Regions from separate parts of the Mus musculus genome. Here regions 1 and 2 are each linked to region 3. A link is a loop called in an ENCODE intact Hi-C map of the cell type or tissue named here. Cell type or tissue: left cerebral cortex. All regions are shown on one strand.

Region 1 (8,000 bases), 470 kb after region 3:
TGAAAGAAATCCCGAGATGACATCGTCTAGTGTCTAAGAGAACCCATGTCTTTCACCAGGACCCACAAGGGGATGTGTATATGCAAGTATGTGACTAGAAGAGAGAAAGATAGCGCAGTTCAGCTGGGTCCATATCAAGTTTGAGGAGGAAAAGCCCATGTGGTAATGTGCCACCAGCACCCAGTATGGCAAATGCCAGTGAGCACTGGTACCATGCTTCCTACAGAGAGACCTGTTCTCACAGCGATCTTGTTGGCACCCTCCAGCTCTCCACTGAGCATGCGCTATGCAGGAAAGCCCATTCCTCACTCAAGTCTCAGATGTTCTCCACTGGAAGCCACCAACACGGCGTCTTCAGCATGGTTGGAAAATAAAACTAGCTATGCAAGCATCACGGTCAAGGGGAAACTCAGGTTCTTTCTGGAGTTTGTTCACTCTGGCATGAGGCTATGACGAAGTAATTGATTAGTTTCGATAGACGATCGGGAGTGGAGAATGCTTCTAGACTCATTCCAAGATGTTGAAATAGCGAAAGAAAGAAAGAAAGAAAGAAAGAAAGAAAGAAAGAAAGAAAGAAAGAAAGAAAGAAAGAAAGAAAGAAAGAAAGAAAGAAAGAAAGAAAGAAAGGGGAGGGGGGAGGGGGGAGGGGGAGGGGACGGGAGCGGAGGGGACGGGAGCGGAGGGGACGGGAGCGGAGGGGACGGGAGGGGAGGGGAGGGGAGGAGAGGAGAGGAGAGGAGAGGAGGGGGCAGATGGCAAAAGATAATAAAAAATAGATTCCTGAACTCAAAAAAATAATAATAAAATAAAATAAAGAATAAATAAATAAAACCACAGCAGCTTTTAGCTGTCGTTGGACCTCTGGAAGTTTCAGCGTAGTGTTTACAAAACTAAAATAGAAGTTATGACAGCTCATTATGTTTAAAGATGAATATTCATAAGCATGCAGGGGTGTTTATGAGAGATTGCATTTTCTGTTTTCTCCTGAAAAAGCCGTAGATCTATGTGATACTTAGAGAAACTGACTAATTTTTCTTAAACGCTTAATCTCTTGGGAGCGAGCTTCATTTATCTTTTATCCCCCCTCACAATAGCCCATGAAAGAGGCTTTGTCGGAAAAAAAAAGGGTGCTTGTGGTGGTCATGGAACATATGTCTCAGTAATCCAAGGACAGAAGTCAGTTGTCCTGTCTTAGAAAGGAGCCCTGACAACCTCCCTGCACCCGGGGCACACCATTTGTTCGGCGGCCATGTGGGCCAGCATCCTGGCCGGGCGCCGAAGCCCAGTGCAGCCGCGGCAGGCTCCCTGGCAGGGCTTCCTGAGTCAGCAGTCTCCTCTCCACAGAGCAGATGGGCCAGCCCTCAGGGAAAGGAAGCTCTTCTGAGAGTCTCCTGTCTTCATTCTTCCCAAATGGGCTTGGCTATAAAAAGCAAATTAAACAGCCATTGTTCCTTTCCTCCATGAAGCTGACATCCTAACATCCTGCCTAGTACAGGGCTCCCGGATGTTTGCTGCTGGCCGAGTGACGCTTGCCACTGCACCAACAGTAACATAAAAATCACTCTCGAATTCCACTCTGGAATGATATTTGTCTGAAACGCCACTGCTTTCTTTTTGGTTGTGACTACACAGCAGAAGAGAGCTTTCTCACTGGTCTTAGTGTCTTCTTCCTGCCTCCCGCGGGTTTGCACATGGACTTTGGGCCTTATAATCCTAGGAGAGTGTGGAGACTCGACCCTCAAACTTTCCCATTCTAGAGTACTCTGCGGGCGGGTGTACTGCCTGTGTAACAGAGTATTCGATAATACAAACTAACCACCCTGCCTTTAACCTCAGCAGAAAACAACAATAGCAACCCTAAACAAAACCCCTTTTTGTCTCTCTGTCTGTCTGTTTGTTTGTTTGTTTTGAGATAAGATCTCGCTACAAATCCCTGTCTGTTCCAGAACACACTGTGTAGCCCAGGCTGTCCTCAAACTCACACAGATCTGCCTGCCTCTGCCAGAATTAAAAGTGTGCCTTTCCAAAACAACAGAGCAGAACGAAAAATAAAGATGCTCTGAGTCTTTGGGTTGTTTGATTGGCTTTGGTTTTTGGTTTCTGAACATGGGGTTTCTGTTTCTCTGGGTAGCTCTGGCTGTACTGGAATTGCAGACAGGGCTGGCCTCAGAGAGATTCCCCTGCCTCTATCTCCCGAGTGGTTGAGGCTCGGGGAGAAAAATCAAAAGTAAATCACACAGACAACTTCATACCTCAAGAGAGAGGCAAAGGGAAGAAGGAGAGACATGATGGGAAAAGCAGGAGAGGTATGGAGAGAGAGGCTCACACTCACTAATGCAATTGCGTGTGTGCCTCTTACTGTACTCTCCAGGACGAGAGACGGCTCAGTGGTTCACATGCTCTGGCAGAGAACCTTCATCCAACTCCTGTATCAGGTGACCCCCAACCTCTTGTAATTCCAGTTCCAGAAAGATGGACCTCTGGCCTCTAGGCACTAGCACTCTCCTGTCCATACCCACATACATTCAAATAATTAAAAATAAAATAAATTGTTTTAATTTTATTTTAAAAGGGTAACCTAGAAGAGCATCTACGTCACTTCTCTGAGCAATATCCATATATAAGTCAGCACCGGCCAAGTCACAGAACAAGACAGCCCCACTTGGGACATGAACCTATAATCCCACAATTGCCTTTAACCACGTGGTAACTAACCAGAGACAATGGAAACAAGCAATAGATTACACATCCATCACCCCAGACCAAGGTCCATCACTTTAACAACCCTCTGATAGCTTCAATACAAGATGCTGAAGAAGGACAGCTCTTAAAAAGCATGTCCCAGGACGGCGATAAGGATGCCTTGCCCAGATATCAAAGTAAATGGTAGAAAAGAAATTTTAAATGCTGTTTTCTGAAAGCCACTTGTATTACTTGTCCCACCAAAATGAACTGGGTGGGGTGGGGATGGGGGTGGGTGGTTGAGGGGAGGCGGTCTGGATTTTTATCAACCTCAATTCTCAAATTAAGACTTTCAGAATGAAATTTTGGCACACAGTTTTCTGAACTTTTCTGAACTTGGTCAAGTGGATTTATTCTAAGAAGAGGGGAAAGAGTTTCTGGTAAATAAAGTGCCAAAACAGGAAGCATGCCTATGACTGTGGAGCGGACTGCTGGAGGGTAGGAAGGTTCCTTCAGGAAGCAGCTTACGATGGTGCTCCATCCAGAGCTCTGAAGCAGCCTGGGTTTCTCCACTAAGCAGTAAGGGGCCCCAGCATAAAAGCACTAGTCAAGACCTCCCTGTGGCTGGTGGCCTCTGCCCCGTTACTGTAGTGTTGCTCATCTTACATGGCGGGAGATGCAATAATGCTATTATATTCCTGCGGCTGCTGCAACAAATTATTGTGACCATTACAACTCCTGAGCTGGGGTTATAATCCCAAAGTGCTTGCCTTGCATGCATGAAGTCCTGAGTTTAATCTCTTATCACAATAAATAGATCAACCCAATCGATTATCTTGAAATCGGTTTCTCTGCTGTTTCTACCTTTTAGGCGCCGCCTTCCCAGGTTGTGTCATAGCTCCCTCTTGCATTTGCAAAGGTAACCATAGCAGATGGGGCCCTTCTCACACTGAGTAACTCTGACTCACCCACGGCCTCCTTCTTCCACATTTTCTTGCATATGTGTGGCAGCAGAGACTGAACCCAGGGCCTGAGTATGCCCAGACAGTCTCAGAATTCGCAATCCTATTGCGTTAGCCTTCAGAATAGCTGAGATCGCAGGCCTGTACCACCAGGTCCTTCTCTCTCACACTTTTAAGCATCATTATCTGGATGCAGAGCCCACCTGGTGTCGAGGTCAGATGGTTTGCAACGCTGATGCCACATGCAACCTTTTGCCTTGTAATAGAGGAACTCACAGTTCTTGAGGGACATGAGCATCTTTGGGGGAGGGTCTCATCAGCCTAGCAGAGAAGCAACCCAAGATAAAAAGACCTAAGATAGGGAACTGTGCTCTCGAACACACATGGAGATATCCAGAGAACACCAAGCCATCAATGGTTGGCACTGGGTCCAAAGTCTTGAAGAAACCAAGGTGAGGGTGTTCACAGTGTGTCAAGGGAAGATGCCTTGAAATCAAAGAAGGAAGGAACAACCCAGAATTTAACACCTTCATTTTTTGAGACAGGGCTTCAATAAGTACCTCAGGTTGGCTTTTAACTCAACATCCCCCTGCCTCAGTCTCCTGAGTGCTGGAATTGTAAGCATGTGCCACTATGCCCGTCTCTCCTCCATCGATCTCTAGAAACTGGAAAGAAACTTAGGAAATCACATGCGGCTTAACCCATTATGCCCTGCCCCCATTTCTGGTATAACAGAAAACCAGCTGGGCAATGCAGCACTAGAAGGCAGCAGGAGAACCATGAGTTTGAGGCCAGCCTCGGCTACATACACAGCAAGACGCTATGTCAAAAGAACAAAGCAAAGCTAAAAAAACAACAGAGAACAAGGGGAGGGTTTGCAAAGCAAGCCATCATCTGCCTCGGCATTTCATTTTAAGCATCCCCGGTTTTCACACTACTGATTCTCACCCCCAGGCTCTCCATCTCTGACTCACTGTTCAACAGAGCTCTTTACAGCCCTGCCAGCTCAGGAGGCAAAGTTCTTGTGTGTACCAGTAAACACACCATTTCTCCCCGACAGAGGAAAAAGAAAGTGTGTGTGTGTGTGTGTGTGTGTGTTATAAGCATATGTGTATATATATATATATATATATATATATATATATATATATATATATATATGTGTGTGTGTGTATGCTTAATATGTACATATATATATGCTTATATCTGTGTTTATATGTGTTATATATAAGCTTTATATATATATATATATATATATATATATATGTTATATATACATATACATGCATATATACACAATACATACAAACACACACACACATATATATGTATACACATTAAGTAGACGTGAAGTCTTGGGCCTGCTAGGTTGTAATAGTACACAAGAGGCATCCACAAAATAGTTTGAGGGGATAGCAGTATATCTGTGCACAGTGACTGAAATCTATGGAGTCTTAGGCACCCACTCTGTCTCCTCTCATTTCATCCTCCTGGCCACCTTTCAAGAAAGCTTGCGCCAGGCAGTGGTGGTGCACACCTTTAATCCCAGCAGTCAGTGAGAGACAGAGGCAGGTGGATCTCTGAGTGTGAAGCCAGCCTGGTCAACAGAAGGAGTTCCAGGATAGCCAGGGCTACACAGAGAAACCCTGTCTTAAAAAGACAACAAAAGCAAGAGGGGGGGGGTTGCATCCTGTTCTAATTCAGTTTTCTACTGATGTGAAAAAGACTATAACTATAAACAACTTGAGGAGGAAAGGATTTACCCAGAAACATCTGCCTGGGGGTGGTGCCCAGGGCTGGGCCCTCCCACATCAACCATCAATCAAGAAAATGCCCCACAGGCCAATCTGATAGATACATTTTTTTTCCAGCTGAGGTTCCCTCTTCCCAGATGACCCAAGCGTCTGTCAAGGTGACAAGAAACAAAGCAGCACATGGGCATGACCCTCTGTGAGGTAGCCAGGGCCCAGAGCCGGGATGGAACCTGTAAGTCCTGTTTCCTCATGTTATCTGGCCATCACCCACTGCTGAGACTTTGCCTTTAGACCCTCACTCTAGGATGTCATAGCCATGTCTGTAGACAGGGACAGCAAAGGGCTCCTGCATCGTGGGTTTCCCGAGTGCTTCCTCACTGCAAACCACACCGTTCCCTTTGCTCTGTGGCATTCCAGCCCAAACAGCTTCAAGTCTTCCTTTTCCTAAAATGCATTTTCCTAATGTCCTTCCCTCCTTCCCTAATACTTAAACACTCCTGTTCTCAGTCACAGCAGCCCAAACCACTGGTCACGCAGCCATCAGGAAAAGCCCCCAATTATTCATGCCCTGTCTTTCTTCTTGTTCGTTCAAGTACATTTTTAATTTTTTTTCATCCAAAGTGTTCTCATGGGAAGGTTCTTTTACCCCAGACACCCACCCACTCCCCTCCTACCCTTCCCCATCTGGTCAACTCCTCTCATCATCGAAAACTGCCATCTGTCAAAACGGCTGTGTTATAAGTAATACACAAATCACTGTGGGGCGCTGAGATACTTGACTAATACCAGGTAGCAGCTTCTCCTGAATAAAATGGAAAGAAATGGCCTAACGTTACACTTCAGGAATGTAAATTCAACGGAAATGGGAAAATGCTAATTGCCAGTGGAGAAGGTTTCTTCTTCCCCAAAGGAAGCTACATACTGTCTGTCAAAGAAAAAGAACAGGTCTCCTTGAGCCTCTCAGCCTTCCCAGTTCCCTAGGTGCCCAGGTGCGCAACACCTCCAGTGTGAGGGTTTGAAAGGTGAACCGCTGTCTTTACAGGTGTGCTGGAGAAAGCCCTGGGTTCAGGAGAGCAATTAGAAGGAATGGTGGAGCAGAGCCAAGGCCAGATGAAGAGAGAGCTGCTGGCTCCCCTGTAGAAGCACATGGGTAAGGGCGGAAAGCATCCTTAAGAGCAGGGGAGAGGAGAGACAGCGGGTGGTCTAATGATGCCTCGGCATGCAGAGCGGAGGATACAGTTTTTTCAAAGAAGCTCACTTTGGTTAAACTGAAGGTATTTTATACTTTTTGCTTGAAAAGACTGTGGCACTTGGTACTGTTCCCAAGGGTAAAACTCTCTTGGTCCCAACTTTAAAGGCTTGGGGGAGGAATCAGTGGGAAAATTGGGCAAAAAAAGAAAGACAGGGGTTAGGGGGAGCAAACAAATAGTACCTCAAAACAGAACTAGTAGGGGTATAAGACCTTTACGAGCTCTGAAGCACCCAACTACGTGGAAGATCTTCCCTATGCCAAGAAGGAAAGAACATCACTCATTAGCAGCTTAGCAACTGGGATGTTGGAGGTATGACTTAGAGCTCCAAAAAGGGCAATCCTGAAAGAATTACATGTCCATGTGACAGTTGTGGAAATGAAGACATCACAGCCAAGAAAGCAGGGTAGTAGAGCCAGGTCAAAACTCATCTCTACTCCAAAGCCTGTGTTCTACCAAACCCTGGTATTGCTGAAGCCATTTTTCCATGATTCATGGTTAGGAAACTCAGACGTTTCAGCATTCTAAATCCTCAGAGTAAACCGCTCAGAGGCCAGCCCAAATGGAGGGGACTCTTCACCAGTTGCATTGAAGGTTTCTGACGGGACTTGTAAACGATAACCACTGTTAGCAGTCCGGGCTACACATCCCAAAAGGATGACCCTTCTCGACACCGCCCAGACTGATCTGAAACCCCTGGGCTGCAAAGATCCTTCTTGCTCAGCCTGCCTAACATCCATGTCCACAGGCAGCCTGGGCCAGTGCACTGACCTCCTGGGATGATCTAATTCTTCAACTAAACGCCCTACTCCCTCCTGGGTCTTCTGTTCCCTAGGTCTCAGAAACCTGTACTTCTAAACCTTGCTCAGCTGATTCTTGATCTGCTACCAGAGCTGGTACCCACACAGACATGAGATAAAAACAGACTTCAGATTTCCTTTCTGCTCTGTCACTTGCGAACGCAATCACAATGCAATCAAACAGAGCCACAAATCCCCCATCCAGAAACACTTCCAAAGCAACACAAAGCAATCACGGAATAGTTTGCTAAAATGAAGGCCAACGCTAAGCATAAACTGGGGCAGGAAAACCGCCAGATGTGAATATATTAAGCTTTATTTTAGGGGATCGCAATTGGAAATTGTTTTAACCATAGTGTGTGGGCGTTGTGAGGTGACAGATGGCGAACAACAAGCGAGTGGCATTGAAGAGGAAAGTGCTGGGTTTAGCAGGTCTACCTTAATCCAGCCCTACCTCTCTCTGGCCACTGTTGTGGGGAGCAGTGTATTGTTTCCTTGGTTCGCCTGCTCTCTGGCTACACCAGATTCACTCTCATTTTAATCCAGGCTTGA
Region 2 (8,000 bases), 250 kb after region 3:
GTGTGAGTAGCTCTGCTGTACCAGTGAGTTCTTGCCACCATGGACTATCCCCCACAAGCTACAAGCATCATGTAACATACCTAAGTGACCATTTTGCACTAAAACATCTGGTGCCGTGAGAGGAAATAAACTTTTATTCCTTTAACTTGCTTATCTTGAGGTTTTTGTTTTTTTTGGTTTTTTTTGTTTGTTTGTTTTTTTTGCCATGGTGACAGAAAACTGTCATGATAGCTGTGTTTTACTAGACTTGGAAGCTAATATGCGCTCGCTGAATAAATTAATGGACTGAGGCTACAAAGTTCCTCGTAGTGTGAAAGCCATCCAAATTGTCTCCAATCCTGACATGCTGCTTTGTGCTGTTAGGGGACAGGTCCAAGCTATTCCATTACTCTGCATTTTTCCAAAGGTCAAGATTGTCAGGTTTGAATCTTTTCTCTTTATGTAAGAAAAAAAAAAAGGCCAACAGCTTTAGCCAACAGCTTTTATCTTACATCCATGATTCAATTAGCTATTTTCTTTGGAAATGTCAGCAGTATTCCATAGGCCAGATTATAATTCTTCCCAAGCAAAAACAAACAAATAAAAACATAGCCTTTCAGACTCAGAGCACTCAACCCCTCACTCATACCCCACCAACTCCTGGCAAATGACCCCTTTCAACAAATACCCCACAACGCTATTAGGAAGCCTTGTTCTGGGGCCTGCCAACGGAACAGATTCATGTCAGGAAACAAACAGGATGGGAAAGACACAGCTCAAGCCTTGGCTATTTCATACTGCAACCTGTCAGAGCTACACACCCTGTCCTTCCTACTGATCACAGCCTGGTATGCTGCGTACCCTTGACAGCTGGGGTGCCATTTGCTGAGTTGGTGCAAGATACATCTCACAACCACTCCACCTCCCCCACACAGGGAGCCGCTCACCTTCTGCTGACCCAGAAGCCCAATCAGAAGCTCAATAAGGAAATTGGGGGTGGTCTGGGAGTCAAGAGAGGGAAAGAACGAGATTCCTCTGTGAAGGGTTATTCAGATTTATTTATTTATTTAAGGCCTCTAAGTTACACCCTATTGGCTGATGCCAAGGAAAGGAAGGATGCTCTGCAGTGAAGAGGTAGTCGTTGGGCTTTGTTGTTTATTTTGTTGGTGTTTTGAAGTCCTTGCAATGGTTGCATGTTTCCAAAACCCAAGTTTCAACTTTTAGACACAACCAGGAGATTATTGAACCAGCAGCTCTGTTGTCACGAGCTAGGACAGCTAACATGGAGAGGGAGAGGGAGGGTGTGGCATGCTTTTACTGGGGATGTAGTTAAAGGCTAGGTGGGGAGCTTTGTTTTGAGTTTAAAAGGAGAGGACAAGACTGATAATATGAAATATGAATATTGAGCCCTGGATAGCAGGCTCGTAAAAAGTAAGTACTCACCTTGCCTCCTGTCTCTCCAGTGTGGTTTCTCTTCCTTAGAATCGAACCAGCTCTCCTTGCTATTATCCAATCCATTCGGTGAGTGGGCAGTGACGGGCACTTAAAGATGGTGCTTATATGCTTCTTGGCAGATCCTACTCGGCTCTCTTTCTCCCTTAGTATCTGCTGAAGTACATTTCTGTCCACAAAGACATGGATTTGTAGGATAAGGGCACTGGGATTGTGTCTATTCGGCTTAAATTTGACACACAGGTGACATCTTAATGAGATTTGTTCATTGTAAATCTTTACTTCTCGAACTAATTACCACCATTTCCATTAACATTCACCGGTACTACTCATACTAGGAACTATGTGGTGAGGGTTTTTTTAAAAAAAGGTCTATTAGTTTCTGGTGTATGTATATGTATTCATGCATATGCATATATGCATACACACATGTGTATATGGGCATATGTGTGCATGTGTGTGCAGTGTGCACATGCATGTGTGTGTTTGTACCTGGGTACAGGTGATAGAAGATGAATATCAGTTCTCCTAGAGTTGGAATTGTATAGTTGTGTGTAGTTCACCATCCTGGAAAGCGAATTCCAGTTCTCTGAGAGACTAGCAAATTCTTTTAACCACTAAGCCATTTCCCCAGGCCTTATTTTTGAAGGTGCATTCAAAGTTTGTAGCTTTCTAGTGCATTTGGTTCACTGGTAACAAGGCAGAGGGGAAAAAGTCATTCTTAAAAAGAGACATGATGGTGTTAGGGATGAGGGAGAAGGTGAAAGAGTCATTAAGTCCCCTCTTTCTTACTTCCTTTACCCAGAGCTATAGCTTGGTGCTAACACTTTCCTACATCCCACAGGATACAAATGGCTTCAGTTGTTTAAAGTCCACAGGTGAGCTGGGAGTGTTAGGATGCACACACTTCACAAGCTGCATCTGGTGACAGATGATGTGGGAGCTGGAGAGTTCATCCAAGCCAGACCTGGTCTCATATCACTCTTCATCTGACACAGTCTTCCCCAGCTGGATGTGTTGAAGTCCCCATTCATCTTCCTCTACAACCAATGAGAGCCCAGCTGATGGTATTCAAGAAGCCTGCCATGGTAAAATCTGGCCCCATGTGCCTCCCTGGGCATCTAGGCAGGCTTGGTGGTTATGTTTCTGTTTGATTGAGATATTCCTCCAGCCCAATTGATTATTTTCTCCCCAACTCCTTTCCACTTATTTCCCCCAGTGCATTTGTAGAGGAATTTTAATCCAGCAACATGGCTGCTCTGGCAAGGGGTCACATCCAAAGACCTCTAGGTCCATATAATCTGGCCAGAATGCAGACATGCCCTGGATTACAGTATGATCTGGTTGGAATTCACAAAACCCTTGGTACATACCTTTAATCTCTAACAATGAAGGTAGAGTTAGTTTGTAGAAGGAAGTGTCCATATTTGAAAGTGATGTCTAGTTGAAGGGCAGACAAGGTGACGAATCAGAGAAAGATTTGACAGGATGAGTCAGAGATAGGATGCACCCAACTCACATGAGACTAGCACAGGGAATAGAGGGTACTTAAGAGCAGAGAGAGAGAGAGAGAGAGAGAGAGAGAGAGAGAGAGAGAGAGAGAGAGATTGAGATTGTGTGTGTGTGTGTGTGTGTGTGTGTGTGTGTGTGTGTGTGTGTGTGTGAGCTTTACCAGGTGGCAGAGAGAACAGGCTAGACACAATGAGCCAGAGAATGAGAAGGAACCAGAAGGTTAGAACATATTGTCAAAGTTAGTATGAGGTCAAGCAGAGCAATTCAGTCAGAAGCCAAGAGAAGCTGGATCCAATCAGTCAGCTTGGAAGATTAGATTGTATGGAGGCTAGAAGCTTCCAGCCTAGGCCTAGTGATAGAATAGAGGGAAAAATGCTCTGGGCTTAGCCCAGACTATTTTCACAGCTTGGGTACTACTCTCACCTTATCTCTCTATCTGAGGATTTGGGCCTCTCCTCTGAACTCTGAATGATTAACATGGCCGTGGCCACCATCCCGATGGTACTCTTGCTGCCCCTCCCCTACCCCAGTGCCCTAGAAAGGATACTGACCCTGAGATAATCAAGATGTACCTTTCACTTTAATGGCAGTTTCATTTTATGACATGCCTCTCTAATAATGAAGAAAATATGTAAGAGCCATTGCTAATCCAGAGGAGACACAAGGCGACATATTGTTTGAAATCCTTAAAGATACACGTGCCAAATGCGCAAGGTCCTTAAAGAGACTATACATGCAAATATGGGCTCCAGCACGGTACAATGTCTAATCTACATAATTTCCTCTATTTTTGTCAGTACAGAATAACTGAAGCTTATGAATAAAGAATATGGTGGAGGTTTTGAGAGGACATTATAGATGCGACCTCTGAGTTAGGAGGCTATGAGAAAAGGAGGCCAAGGACAATGCTCAGACAAGCAAAGAGGGGACACACAACAGCAGCTGGTGACAGTGCTGTGCTCTGCAAGCCTCCCACAAGCTCCCAGGTTCCCAGGCTACCCATACTTCTGAGGAACTAGCTTCAAATCTGAAGGTGGTGATGTTCTATCTATTGCCTCAGGCAATATGATGACTCACAAAATTCAGAACAGCATGCTACTACTGTGGTGGTTTTATTACTGACTAATCAGACCCAAGTCAGTGAAGAGATCCACTATAGTGAAATTAATATCAGAAGACTAGGGTGTCTTTGAGAGTGACAAAGTCTCTTTTGGCTCTTAGGTAGCTTAACTTGGGGGACTCAGGCCCTTGGAGACTTGACAGCTATGAAAGCTGCCTTGAACCAGTGGCTTTTTTGGGGTTCATGACCTTCAAATTCAAAGAATGAAGTTCACAGACCACAGAGGGTGAGTTTTAGAAATAGTTATTTCATTATAGGGAGCTTAAGAGAAGAGGAAGAGGCAGAGCCCTTGCATAGCCAAAGAGGTCCCTGGAAGTGGGGTGGATAGGATAGGGTAGGCTAGACTTTTTTTTTAAAGGACTTGTGGCAAAAGCTGTAGTGATGTATGAGGAGGGGATGAGGTGGTCAGTCCAGTTGTCCCAACTAGATGTGCAGCACCCCCTCTTCACGTTGGTCACTCAGTCACCTACATCGGTTAGGCAGCGGTACTCATTTTGGAGTCCCTGCCCTACACAATCTAGAAGAGCCTCAAACACAAAGGTTTAATATCTTCAGGGCTCATAGATTTGATATGCTTGGTCACCCGGCAGTAGCTCTATTTCAAAGGATTAGGAGGCAGGGCTTTGTTGGAGGAAGTGGGTCACTGGAGATGGGACTTCAAGGTTCCAAAAGCCCAAGCCAGGTCCAGTGTCTCTTGTTCTTCCTGGTGCCTGCAGATCCAGAGGTAGAACCTTCAGCTACCTCTCCACTACTAGGTCTGCTTGCATGCTGCTACGCTTCCCACCATGATGACAATGGACGAAATCTCTGGAAAGATAAGCCAGCCCCAATTAAATGTCTTCTTTTACAAGAGTTGTTGTTGCTATTGTGTCTCTTCACAGCAATAGAACACAGACAGAGACAGTGTGTCTTGATGTCCAGAGTTTTTAAAGGGGCTCACTATGCAGGTAAGATTGATTAAATCACTGACTACACAACTCCTTTCTATGTAAAACTGTCCTACCTCCCCGAATCCTCTAATCTTACCACTGGCCTCCCTCCTAGCCTAGAGTTTATTCTTCTCATTGGCACAAGTTTGGGTGTAGTTCTATGGACCCCCTATTAATACAGAGATACTCCTATCATACAGGCAATTATAAAAGTTTATGATGCCTTCAAGGAACACAGGCAAATATCAAATTAATTCTTTATTCTAGACTGTCTGCCTTTATCCCTCCATTTAAAAGCTAGCCAGCTTGGGAAGCAATACCCTGGTCTCAACCATCTGTTCTGGCCCCTAATTACTTGCAAGTGAGCTTCCTTTTATATAAAACCGGAATCAAGACTCAGAACAGAGGCGAAGTCACATTTTGTTTCTACAAATTTGCTCTACCATGAGGTTTCTTCCCGTTCGAACTCCCCAAGGCATTTAGAATATAATAACAGCCCCACTCTCCTGGAACTTCCTGTGAACCAGCCCTGCACATGGAGCTCAGGGCACTGTGGGCAGCGGGCCAAGGCCTGCCTTGGCCCAGCTGCTTCTTAGTTGAGGGACCCAGCAAGGCTGCCCAGAGTGAGTGACCCTGGGTGAATATTTTTCCAAGACCTCATCTCCATAAGGATTTGCAGCACCTCAAGTCTGTAATGTCTGCTCCATTCTAGTGTCTCTGTTGGTCCTCTGATGGTCAACTGGGCAGGCTGATGGCATCTTCTGGATGCTGGGCTCAACCTGGGTCCCCCCAGAGAATCGCATAGGTGCAGGAATTCATGTTGAACATACTTTAAGTGTATTCTTTGGTAATTACGTACACGTGTACAATGCATTAGCTCACATCCATCCCTCCACTTCTGTCTCCAGTTCCTCTCCACACCCCATCAGCACATCCCCTCTCTCAAGCCTACATCATCTTGCTTGTTTTAACTATCCACAGAATCCACTCACGACTTCCTGTGTTTTCACAGAGGTGGAGGATGGGCAACCAAACAGTGGCCATGCCCCTGAAGAAAAGTGACTCTCCTTACCCCAGTGGCTATCAACTTCCAATAGCTCCTTGCCCAGGGGAGGGGCCTCATGCTGTGGTTTAATTGACTTGATCTTATGCAGGGAACCATAGCTGTTATGAGTTCACAAGTGTGGTGCCATGTCACATCTGGAGGGCAGCACTTTATAGCACTCTTCAGTACCTTCTGTCCTCTCTTATTCAGTGTTGCTTGAGCCTAGCTTACTCTCCTCACCATCATGCTACTGTTGCGCCAGGGGTACACCTTGCCTGGCAGGTCAGTAATGTAGCACACAGGGTCCAGCCCTGGGTAAGACCACACTTCTCTCTTCCCTCCCATTAGCCTGACATAATACCTTCTGGAACTATGAAAGCTAGCCAGCAGAGATGAAGTTTTCCAGTTAGTTTGGAATCGATTTCCCGATGTCAGATGCAAGTCTTCACGATCTTTGGGCGGTGTCCTAGTGTTCTGCCTTATTGCTGTGACACCATGACCATGGCAACCCTTACAAGAGAAAGCATTTAATTTGGGGGCTGGCTTACAGTTTCAGATGTTCAGTCCATTGTCAGCATGGCAGCAAGTGTGGGAGGTGTGGTGCTAGAGAAATAATTGAGCATTCTACATCCTGATACACAGGCAGTGGGGGAACACAAAACTCAAAGTCCACCTCCACACACACACTTCTAACAAAGCCACACCTCCTAATCCTGTCAAATAGTGCTGATCTGCAGTCAACTAGAACAGCCTATGGGACCATTCTTATTCAAACCACCACTGTCTCCATAGATAGCCATGGTCAACCAGGGAGGTAAATAAAGTGGGGGTGAGGGGAGGTGGGAGGTGGGGGGTGTCTCAGGTGTCTCTGTATCCCTGTTCTTCTGTGGCAGAACCTAAGCAGTGAAACTTCAGCCACCCAAGTCCCTCACATTTGCCAAGATCTATGGCCATTGCTAGATGTTGGGCAAATTGCTTTCTGTATCATCTCTAAAGTCAGGAGTGTAATAGCATGGATATCCTTTAAATCACTTTAGGTCACATTTTACCAATGATGAAATTGAAGTTTTAGAGAATTAAGATAATTTATGAGGATCACACGTGTGAATGTTTTGGTCAATGTTTGGATAAAGCATAGTCTGACTCTAGAGTATTCCCCATTCTATAACCGCTCCTCTATCTTCTATTTGCTTAAAAATGACACTGAATGCACCTAAATGCATATTGACATGACCCCATATCACTGCAGTCCTTCTTTCTGAACAGCCAAGTATAGACAAGTATAAAATTCTGGTTGTGAGGGAGCCTTCTAGAAGCAGGAGCCAACACAGCAGAGCCTAAACATGTCACTCACTATCAAGCATATAAACAAGAGAATAGTACAATTCTTTCTCAGTCCAGCACCGGACACCATCTGCCTTTCTTTGGGGAACCCTGGAGCTTCTGTGCAGGTTCCACCCAGCCCTGCAGCCTCCCCTCTGCTCTCAGGAATCCCCGGAGAGATGTTTAAACATCCCCCTCTTCTTCAGGCTCAGTTTTGGAAGAGATATATTTCCACAGGAGTCCCCAGCCAAGCTGGGGTTTAGGAGGACTCATTTAGCAGCATGCTGATGACAGAGTTGAAAGGGGAAATAGATCATTCCAGAAGCTGCCTGAAGGCAGTTTCAGCAGGAGAAAACGCACATTAAGGAGAGAAGGGAGAACAGCTGGAATTTAGAGGAATCCACAAAAGTGAGATAAATCATATAGGGTGAGATAGATGGAGCTGGAGCCTGGGGCAGAGCTTGCAGGGTGCAGGTACAAGCTCCAAGCCTCAAGCTTAGTGCTTTGGAAAGAGAAGGCAGAGGGAGGAAACTCAAACCCACTGCAACCAGAATCGGGTCATGCCAGGCACCTCACGAAAGGAACTGTTCCAGCTGTGCTCATATCAAGGATGCTACCAGTTGGTTCCAAAATGTAATGC
Region 3 (8,000 bases):
TCCTTCCTGGTCCATGTGCCACCTTTTTGCCTCTGTAATTTGATTGTAAGTTTCTGGAAGGTAACATACAACATATGACATTTATGTGATATTTAGTGTGTATTCATGTCACCCACCTCTGAGGTTTAAATAGCAAGTTATTGGTGAGGTGACATACACCTATAATCCTAGCACTCTGCTGCTGAGGTAGAAGGATCAGGAATTCAGAGGCAGCTTAGGACTACACTACACAGCAAGACCTTATCTAAAAAAACAACAAAACCAAAAAAAAAAAAAAACTTAGAATAAAAAACCCAAGCCAAATTCTTGCATTGGCAAGTCCAAGGTTTGACATAACTCTGGAGATTTGGGGATAGCTGGGTGACTGCTGGTCCTGGGAAAACATGGTAAGGGGAGGAGAGGCCAGGCTGGATTATTCTAGATGCATTTATAACATCCTTTTGTTTCCAGGAAGCATCAGGTATTCAGGACTCTTTTCCCTAGAAGTGTTTACCAGAGGAGTTTTGGGACCAGTCAAAAGGTCTATAAGGACCATCGTAGTCTAGAAGTAGTATGGGGGAGGGTGGACCGAGGGCCGTGGATGCAGGTCACTGGAGTCCCTAACATGGTAACAAGTGTGACTTGTCTTGTCTCTCACATTTAGGACTATTTGGTTAAGTGGTTGCCCAGAGACCCAACCAAACCCAAAGGAGAGGAAGACAGGAAAATGAGGAGGCCTCTGACAACCCCCAGGCCATGGGGAAATTAAAAGGGCTGCTAAATGCTCTGGCTCTCGCTGATAGAATATGAAATTGCAGGATGATGTCTCCTCTGATTACGATGCAGAGAATTCTAGAAGTTACATTTAGCTGGATGACTTGTGCAGGTAATGACAGGAGGTGAGGGGCAACAGGGGTGGCAGGGATGGAGGAAGCAGTAGTAGAGAGCGACAAAACAGGAACTGGTGTCTCCAAAGAACCCGACAGTGCAAGATGAGAGCTGGCTCGGGGGCAGAGGCAAGAGGGGTTTCCAGGATTGTGGGTGCAGACCCAGTGAGGAAAAACCCATATGGGACATTTCAGGACATGTGATTTGGCTGCAGCTTCAGTCTATATGTTGCAGAAAGCTGACCTTGTTAGGACAGAAAAACCAGAATCCTTTTAGCCAGAGCAATCAAGTCTCCATTTCTTATGAGCTGTGTTCAGCTGTAAAGGGTATTATAGGACAACTTAGATCAGGGTCTTATTGTTCCTTTGGGGAAGACCTCAGGTGTGGCGCCAGAGTTATCTGAAGGACAACCTACATTGTAACCAGAGCATATGAACAGCTCCTGAAGCTCAACAAAACGGTTTCATGATGTTTGGTGAAGGTTCACGGAGAGGCAAGGTACATGTCTTAGTTAGGGTTTACTGCCGTGAACAGACACCATGACCAAGGCAACTCTCATAAGGACAACATTTAATTGGGGCTGGTTCACGGGGTCAGAGGTTCAGTCCAGTATCAAGGTGGGAACATGGCAGCATCTAGGCAGGTATGGTGCAGAAGGAGCTTAGAGGTCTACATCTTCATCTGAAGGTTGTTAGGAGAATACTGACTTCTAGACAGCTAGGATGAGGGTCTTAAAGCCCATACCCACAGTGACACACCTTCTCCAAGGCCACACCGCCAAATAGTGCCACTCCCTGGGCCAAGGATATTCAAACCACTACGGTATGGGAGCCTTCCATAAATTTCTCTAAATCTTGCTCATCTAAATCTTGAGGCTTCCAGTTCCTCACTGTCATCTGTTGCACCCATCCCATTGCTCTGAGAGATGGCCAGAGGCAGGAATATTACTCCTATCTAGGAAGATCTAGGTTAAAGAAGCCAGAACATTTCAAGGGTATGTAACAGTGGTAGAAACAGAAAGAGGCCTGTGTGTGACTCGTAAGTTGCTTAAGCTTATGGGGAAACTCACTCAGTTTCTGCCAAGGAAGCCTTTGTATGTCATTGGAAGGAGGTGGTGGGAGCTATGTAAGATGGAGCCTGGTAGGAAGACATTTGCTTCTTCTTTCTGTCTTTATGTGCTTCCTAGACATCACAATGCTATACTTTTCTGCTGTGATGCTTTGCCTTAAGCTTCTCCTTGAGTTGTTCCAGGTCAGAACAATGGGAGAGCAAGTAACATTTATTTGCCTCCATTCCCTCCTGGGGTCATCTCCATCTTCTGGGACTCAACTCCTCAGGTCCAAATTTCTTCCTCCTGCCTTGTTCCACCTTACAAGTTGAATCTTCATTCCTTAGCTAGTGGTACTATTTTGAAAGACTGTAGAACTGGTAGGAGGTGAGGGTGTAGCTGATAGAACAAGCTCACGAAGGGGCTCTTGCCGATATGAACTGTACTGCTCCGTGATACGTTCTACGTCATGATGGCTTGAGCCCTCTGAAGCTGTGAGCCAAGATAGATCCTTCCTTCTGTAAGTGTCTCAGTCAGATATTGGCAGAGCAATGCAAGAGTGATCTGCCCATTAGCAAGCTGCTCTGTAGACAGCCACTTTGTTCTGGCTACTCTGCCTCTGCTTGTGAGAACACTTCTGGGAAACTGGATAAGTTGCTGAGACTGGAAGAGCATCCCCTGGTCATGAATACAAAGAATAAACAAAGCAGAGGCCTATGAAATTCCATCTCTCTGAAATCACACACACACACACACACACACACACACACACACACACACACAGAGTGTGCATATATGTATTCTGTATATATGCCAGTGGTGTGTGTGTAGGTCAAAGGACAACTTGTGGGAATTGGATTTTCCTTCTACCATGAGGCTCAAACTCAGGCCTCCAGGCTTGACTGCAAGAGCTTTTATGCACCAAGCCGTCTCACAGGCCCAATTCCAGCTTTCTTACCCCCAAGGTCCATTACCATAGAAAGTTCTGAAGTCCAGGAAGTTTACAAAAACCAAGAACAAACCATAAGCTTCAACAATATGGAACATATTAAATTGATTTTTGAACTTTTTGGTTAAGAGGATGCGCACACAGTTCTGGTGGTGGCTATTAGCTTTGTCCTCTGATTTATTCACAACTTTTTACTCATCTGATGCTCCTATGATTCATCTACCATTCATATAATCCATGGTGCTTCTGAAAATTTTCCTGTTATTGTACACTTACTGTGCTTTATTCTTAACTAATAGCATCCTTGGCATTGGAAATACAAGCTTTGAAATGATCATATGGAACTCCACTTGGCATCTCAGAGCCACTTAGTTACTTAGCTTGGCTTTGGAAGGGCCTTACAGACAGGAAAGCTTTGTTCCAGCTTAGATATGTATTAACAAGCAATTTGAGACAAAACAGAGCAGCTACAAAAACATAGATAACAAAAAAGACGTACCCCCAAACCCTAATCAAGCCCCCACTGGAACGCAGCTGTCATTACAACATCTTCCAAACTAGTTGGGTTTTGCACGTGTCCACACAGTAGACTCTGTACTGTCAGACTTGAAAGCTACTTCTTGATATTTAAATATATGATTATGTTACTTTTCAGTTACAATGATGCCAGCAGAGTACAAAGCCTCCCCGCCTCCCCTGCCCACACCTCTGCCAGTGGGGTCTCACCTATACACCAGGCTGGCCTTGAACTCTTCAACTTCCAACCACAGCCTCGATGTTTTCTACAACTTCAGTGCCATCGAAACTAGTTTAATGATGTAAGATGTAGTTCTATTCCATGGCTAAACCCAGATACTAACTGCTGTTGGGGAGTGTATAAGTGACTGAATCTTCCTTTAAAAAACCATATTCATTCCAGAGCTCCCGACCCCCGACTTCCCTGCCAAGACAGGCTTTCTTTATGTAGCCTCAGTTGTCCTGGAACTTGCTCTGTAGATCAGGCTGGCCTCGAACTGCCTCTGCCTCCCGAGTGCTGCGATTAAAAGCATGCACTATACTTTCTAGCCCCGGTACTTTCAAAGGGACTTGTGAAGCTTAGGTCAATGAAGCAAAAACTGCAGCTGCTCCGGAGAGGCAACCTTCGGTATAATCACATAGATCCTCCCATTATTTTTATTGGGCTTGTGGGCTGTAGCCAGAGTTCAGGCTTCAACTGAACACTAGAGGGTACTCCTGGCTGCAGAATAGTTTTGCCCTTTCTTTTCTTTTTTCTTTTTTTCTCCCCCTTTTTCCCTAGCATTGTCTCAGGGAAACTGAAGGCCGCACCAGTACGTGTGGCTTAATGAAAGTCGCTTTCCTGAGTCCCTGGCAGGATGCTCCCGGAGGCTCTGAAATGCAAAGAGATGCTGATGGATACCCAGCTGGAGAGAGACTCCTGCCTTTCCCTTTGCTTCTGGGAATGCACTACACTGCTCCGGTGTTTTCAAGAACGTACATAGCAAAGGTGCATCCATTGGAGGATATGCTGAAATAAAAACAAACGAAACCCCAGGCAGCCCTCCGAGCAGAATCTGGGCGGTACACCCTCTAGGGTTGCTCAGCTCCAGCCCTTGATATTTGGTGATCTTTGCATCAGTTTGGATTGTAATGGGGGCTAGCTCCTGAGGGAACCAATTGAAGCTTGGCATGGCAAGCAGGAATAAACACAGAGGCTCTCCCTGGGGTAGGGATGGAAAGAGAAAGAGCCGGAAACTTCCCGGGTGCCCCTGGAGCCAGGACTGACCATCCTACAGGAAGCAAGGAAGCCACGTGGCTCTTTTCAAAAAAAAAAAAAAAAAAAAAACCACAACCCGATTAGAGCAATGTTTGTCCTCAATCTAGGTAGCCTGCTTCTCAGAGGAGCTCAGAAGTCGTGATCTCATTAGCCCTGAAGGCAGCTCTGTGAAGAGAGCTCTCTTGGTGACACCTTGTTTCCTGACAGGAAACCAAATCCCCCAAAAGCGAAGGCGGGGAGGCAGAGCCACGCGTGGTCTTATGTAACAAGCTGACTGTGTGGCGTCCTTACCAGGCTGTCTGTGGCTTCAGAGAGGCTCTGAGCGCCACATGCTTTAACCCCTATGGCCTCCAAAGTCTAAAACCTTTTTTCAATGCTGTCTGCCAATTTCTCTGGGTTCTATTCTCAAACACAACAAGGGCAGCTCCTTTATAAAAATCTCACCGAAGCTGGTATATCACCCTTTCCTCGACAAGCCACGGTCTGAAGTAAACTTCCTGCCTGCGTCTTTCAACAGCAGGAAATAGGGTTCTTTTTAACAGAAAAAGATTTCAAAGAATGCTAGAAATCTAGCAGTTGATGTGAACTTTGGTTTGGGCAAAAATAGGACGATTACACTGAAAAACTTTACAAGCAAAAGTTATTAGAGACCATTAGACGTAAACTTGCAACTATCCAAAGCAAGTATTTCTAATATATGCACAGAGAAATGTCTAGATGTTTGGTAATCTTAATGAAACTGACACCCATAGACTCATAGGGAGGGGCACTATGAGGAGGCGTGGCCTTGTCGGAAGAGGCGTGGCCTTGTCGGAGGAAGTGTGTCACAAGGAGTGGACTTGAGGTTTCAGAGGCTAAAGCCCAGTGTTGTGCTCTCTTCCTGCTGCCTGAGGATCTGGATGAGAACTCTCAGCCACCTCTCCAGCACCGTGCCTGCCTGCTTGCCACCATGCTTCTCACCATGATGACAATGGACTAAAACTCTGAACTGTAAGCCAGTCGCCAATGAAATGTTTTCCCTTGTAAGAGTTGCCATGGTCATGGTGTCTCTATGTAGCAACAGAAATCCTTAATAACTTAAGCAGTAACCTTAGGAAGTTCATGGTGTTTGTCTGGAGGATAGAGGAAATCCATTTTTATTTTCCTCTCCATCTTTCTTTAACATTTTCTTTTTACAATAAGTGAAATAGGAGTTTTGATAACAGAGAAAAAGAGCTTTATTAATTTCTTACCTTTCCTGTGTCCTTACATTGGCCAGCTCCTTAGCAAGTCCATGTCATCTTCTGCCTCCACATCTTTACCAATATGTGAGTCATTCTGAGTCATGAGTGATCAACTGCTGCTATGTTTTAGTGCCCCTGCCCCCAAAGTGTAGGTATCAGAGGAGATCTTGAATAAGTAAAGCCCAGAGTGAAGGTTTATTTTGACATGGGCACGGCTTGTTAGGGACTCCAAGCCCAATTGGCCTGTGGGGAATTGGTAAAGCTGATGGCCCAGACTCAGGAGGAACCGCAAAGCTCTCCTTGAGAGTCCGAGTATGAGTGTGCAGAGACTAGCAATGGTGGCTTCCTGCTCCTGCATATTTATCGCTTGTTATTGCTGCCTACAGAGATCTACTGCTGGGTCCGGCTAACCCCTCCTCCTGGTGCATATAATAAACATGAGGTTCTGGGTAGGAGCAGTTAGAAAACCTAACCTGGTCTCAGCTTCAGTATATGTGTGTGCACGCCTGTGTGTGTGTTTGTGTGCACACGCGCATGCGTGAGTCCATCCGTCTGTCTGTCTGTCTTTCCTCCATTCCCTCTGCCTCTAGCCATGGTCCCAGGACCCAAGCTGCATGGGTCATACACGGCATCAGCCCTCTCTGCCTTCCTCATTATTCCCGATACATTTCCAGGCAGGTGTTCATCAGGACCTCAGTTTTATCCCACGATGTCCAAAATGGAACAAATATTCTTTATGTACCTGTCTTGTTTCCATGTTCCCCCCGCCCCCTATACAAATATCTTTCTCATTTTAAAAACTTATAATAATGATATTACCTAGGGGCATCGGCTGCTTCTGCATCATGGTGAGCAGAAAACTCGACAGAAGCAACGTAAGGGAGGGAGGGTGATGGTTTCTGAGGGTTTCAGCCTATCATGTCGGAGAAGACTTGGTGGAGCCATGCCAGTAGGTGTGCTCATTGGCATGGTGGATCAGGAAGCAGGGAATTCAACAGGAACTAGGGGCCAGATGTCACCGTCAAAGGCCTTGCATTGATGACTTACTTCTTCCAGGAAGGCCCCACAGTTCCTTCTTCAGTGTAAGGCTCTCAACTGAGCTCTCTGGCTTTCCACAGTCTCATAAAGTAGCACACACTTAAAGCCCAAGACTCTGAGGCACATTTCAGAGGCAGGCTGTACCCCTTGCTTCCAGGCTTGGGCTTGGAATAGAAAGTCCAGTCAGACATCTCTTTCTTTCTGGCTTTGCTCCCCATCCACTTCATTGTTGAGTCGTCTGAACTTGAGCTTAGTTACTTCACTTTCGTCTACCCTTCCCTCCCTTTCCCCCACACCACTCTTGGAGGTTGGAAGTTTCCTGTCTGATGTGTGGGTGATGCCAACGGCATCAGAACAGCTTTGATGCCCTCTGATCCTCCCCCCATCCCATATATACAGTCAATAGCCTAGAGGACCACAGCCAGTTCTGAGTAGGTTTCTACTCTGAGTTGGCTTCTACTTTGGGCTCCTGGTGATCTACATGAAGTGGAAACTTAAGGGTTCTTTGGAAAGTCAGTTGTGTTGGAAGGTGTTTTCCTGAAGTGGACACTGGAGTGAAAGGCTGAGGCAGACTGGAGAAGGAACATTGAGCTGAAGCAGACACAGGAGAGAGGATGTTCTACTAAAGCAGGCACATGAAAGGACATTCAATGAAAGATTCTTTGCTAATGACACCCATGTATTGGTCTGCCTTACACTGCGTAGTTGAGCTGCATTTGTCGGGACACTATAGAGAGAAACACACCAATAAACTTCAGGTGGTGTGCTGTGGCTTCTTGCCGCTTCTGTAGACTTGGGCTGATTGGCACGGTGATGTCAGCTGAGACAGCCACATGTGCTTGCTGAGGCAAGACCATGGAGGACAGGTGATGTTTGGAAGGTATAAATAGAATGCAAGCTTGGCTCGCTTATCGTTTGCGAGTGGATTTAGCTGCTCCTGCTAACCTATGAACTGAACTGCCGATTTCCAGACAACACAGATGGGAGTTGCTCCAAAGAACCTTTCTAAACAGGTCCACTCCCCCCACACCATATCCAATCTTTCTTGCTACCTGTGGTGAGTGGTGGGCTAAAAAGTGTTTAATAAAACTAAAAATCGGT

What was found. A loop is a pair of places that touch in the nucleus more often than their neighbours do. Peaks named below come from ENCODE experiments on the same cell type or tissue, not always from the same donor. Only the 100,000 strongest peaks of a DNase experiment are listed, where the experiment ranks them.
Region 1: a loop joins it to region 3, with 2.2 times the contacts of the local background. A loop is called at or near these places in 3 of 42 quality-filtered maps.
Region 2: a loop joins it to region 3, with 2.5 times the contacts of the local background. A loop is called at or near these places in 2 of 42 quality-filtered maps.

Annotation. Positions count from the first base shown.
Region 1 is chr8:34,678,802-34,686,801 of GRCm38, forward strand. No RefSeq gene overlaps it. Among named protein-coding and RNA genes, the nearest start is that of Gm46069, 7.2 kb to the right of the region's middle. In left cerebral cortex, CTCF peaks have their summits at 4,577 and 5,784; DNase peaks (open chromatin) are centred at 1,356, 3,643, 4,569, 5,150 and 3 more places; H3K4me3 peaks cover 451 bases; H3K27ac peaks cover 1,729 bases.
Region 2 is chr8:34,461,624-34,469,623 of GRCm38, forward strand. All of the region lies in intron 2 of Gm46038 (a long non-coding RNA gene), which reads left to right. Gm39160 (a long non-coding RNA gene) reads right to left here. Exons shown (of 4, transcript XR_870327.1): 3 at 1,423-1,600; 4 at 1,059-1,256. Among named protein-coding and RNA genes, the nearest start is that of Gm39160, 7.4 kb to the right of the region's middle. In left cerebral cortex, no CTCF peak of the experiment used is centred here; DNase peaks (open chromatin) are centred at 3,949 and 5,364.
Region 3 is chr8:34,211,329-34,219,328 of GRCm38, forward strand. It overlaps Gm29243 (predicted gene 29243), which reads left to right and starts at 5,502. Exons shown (of 4, transcript NR_166073.1): 1 at 5,502-5,628. In left cerebral cortex, a CTCF peak has its summit at 4,079 (motif pointing right); DNase peaks (open chromatin) are centred at 4,229 and 4,900; H3K4me3 peaks cover 616 bases; H3K27ac peaks cover 1,054 bases.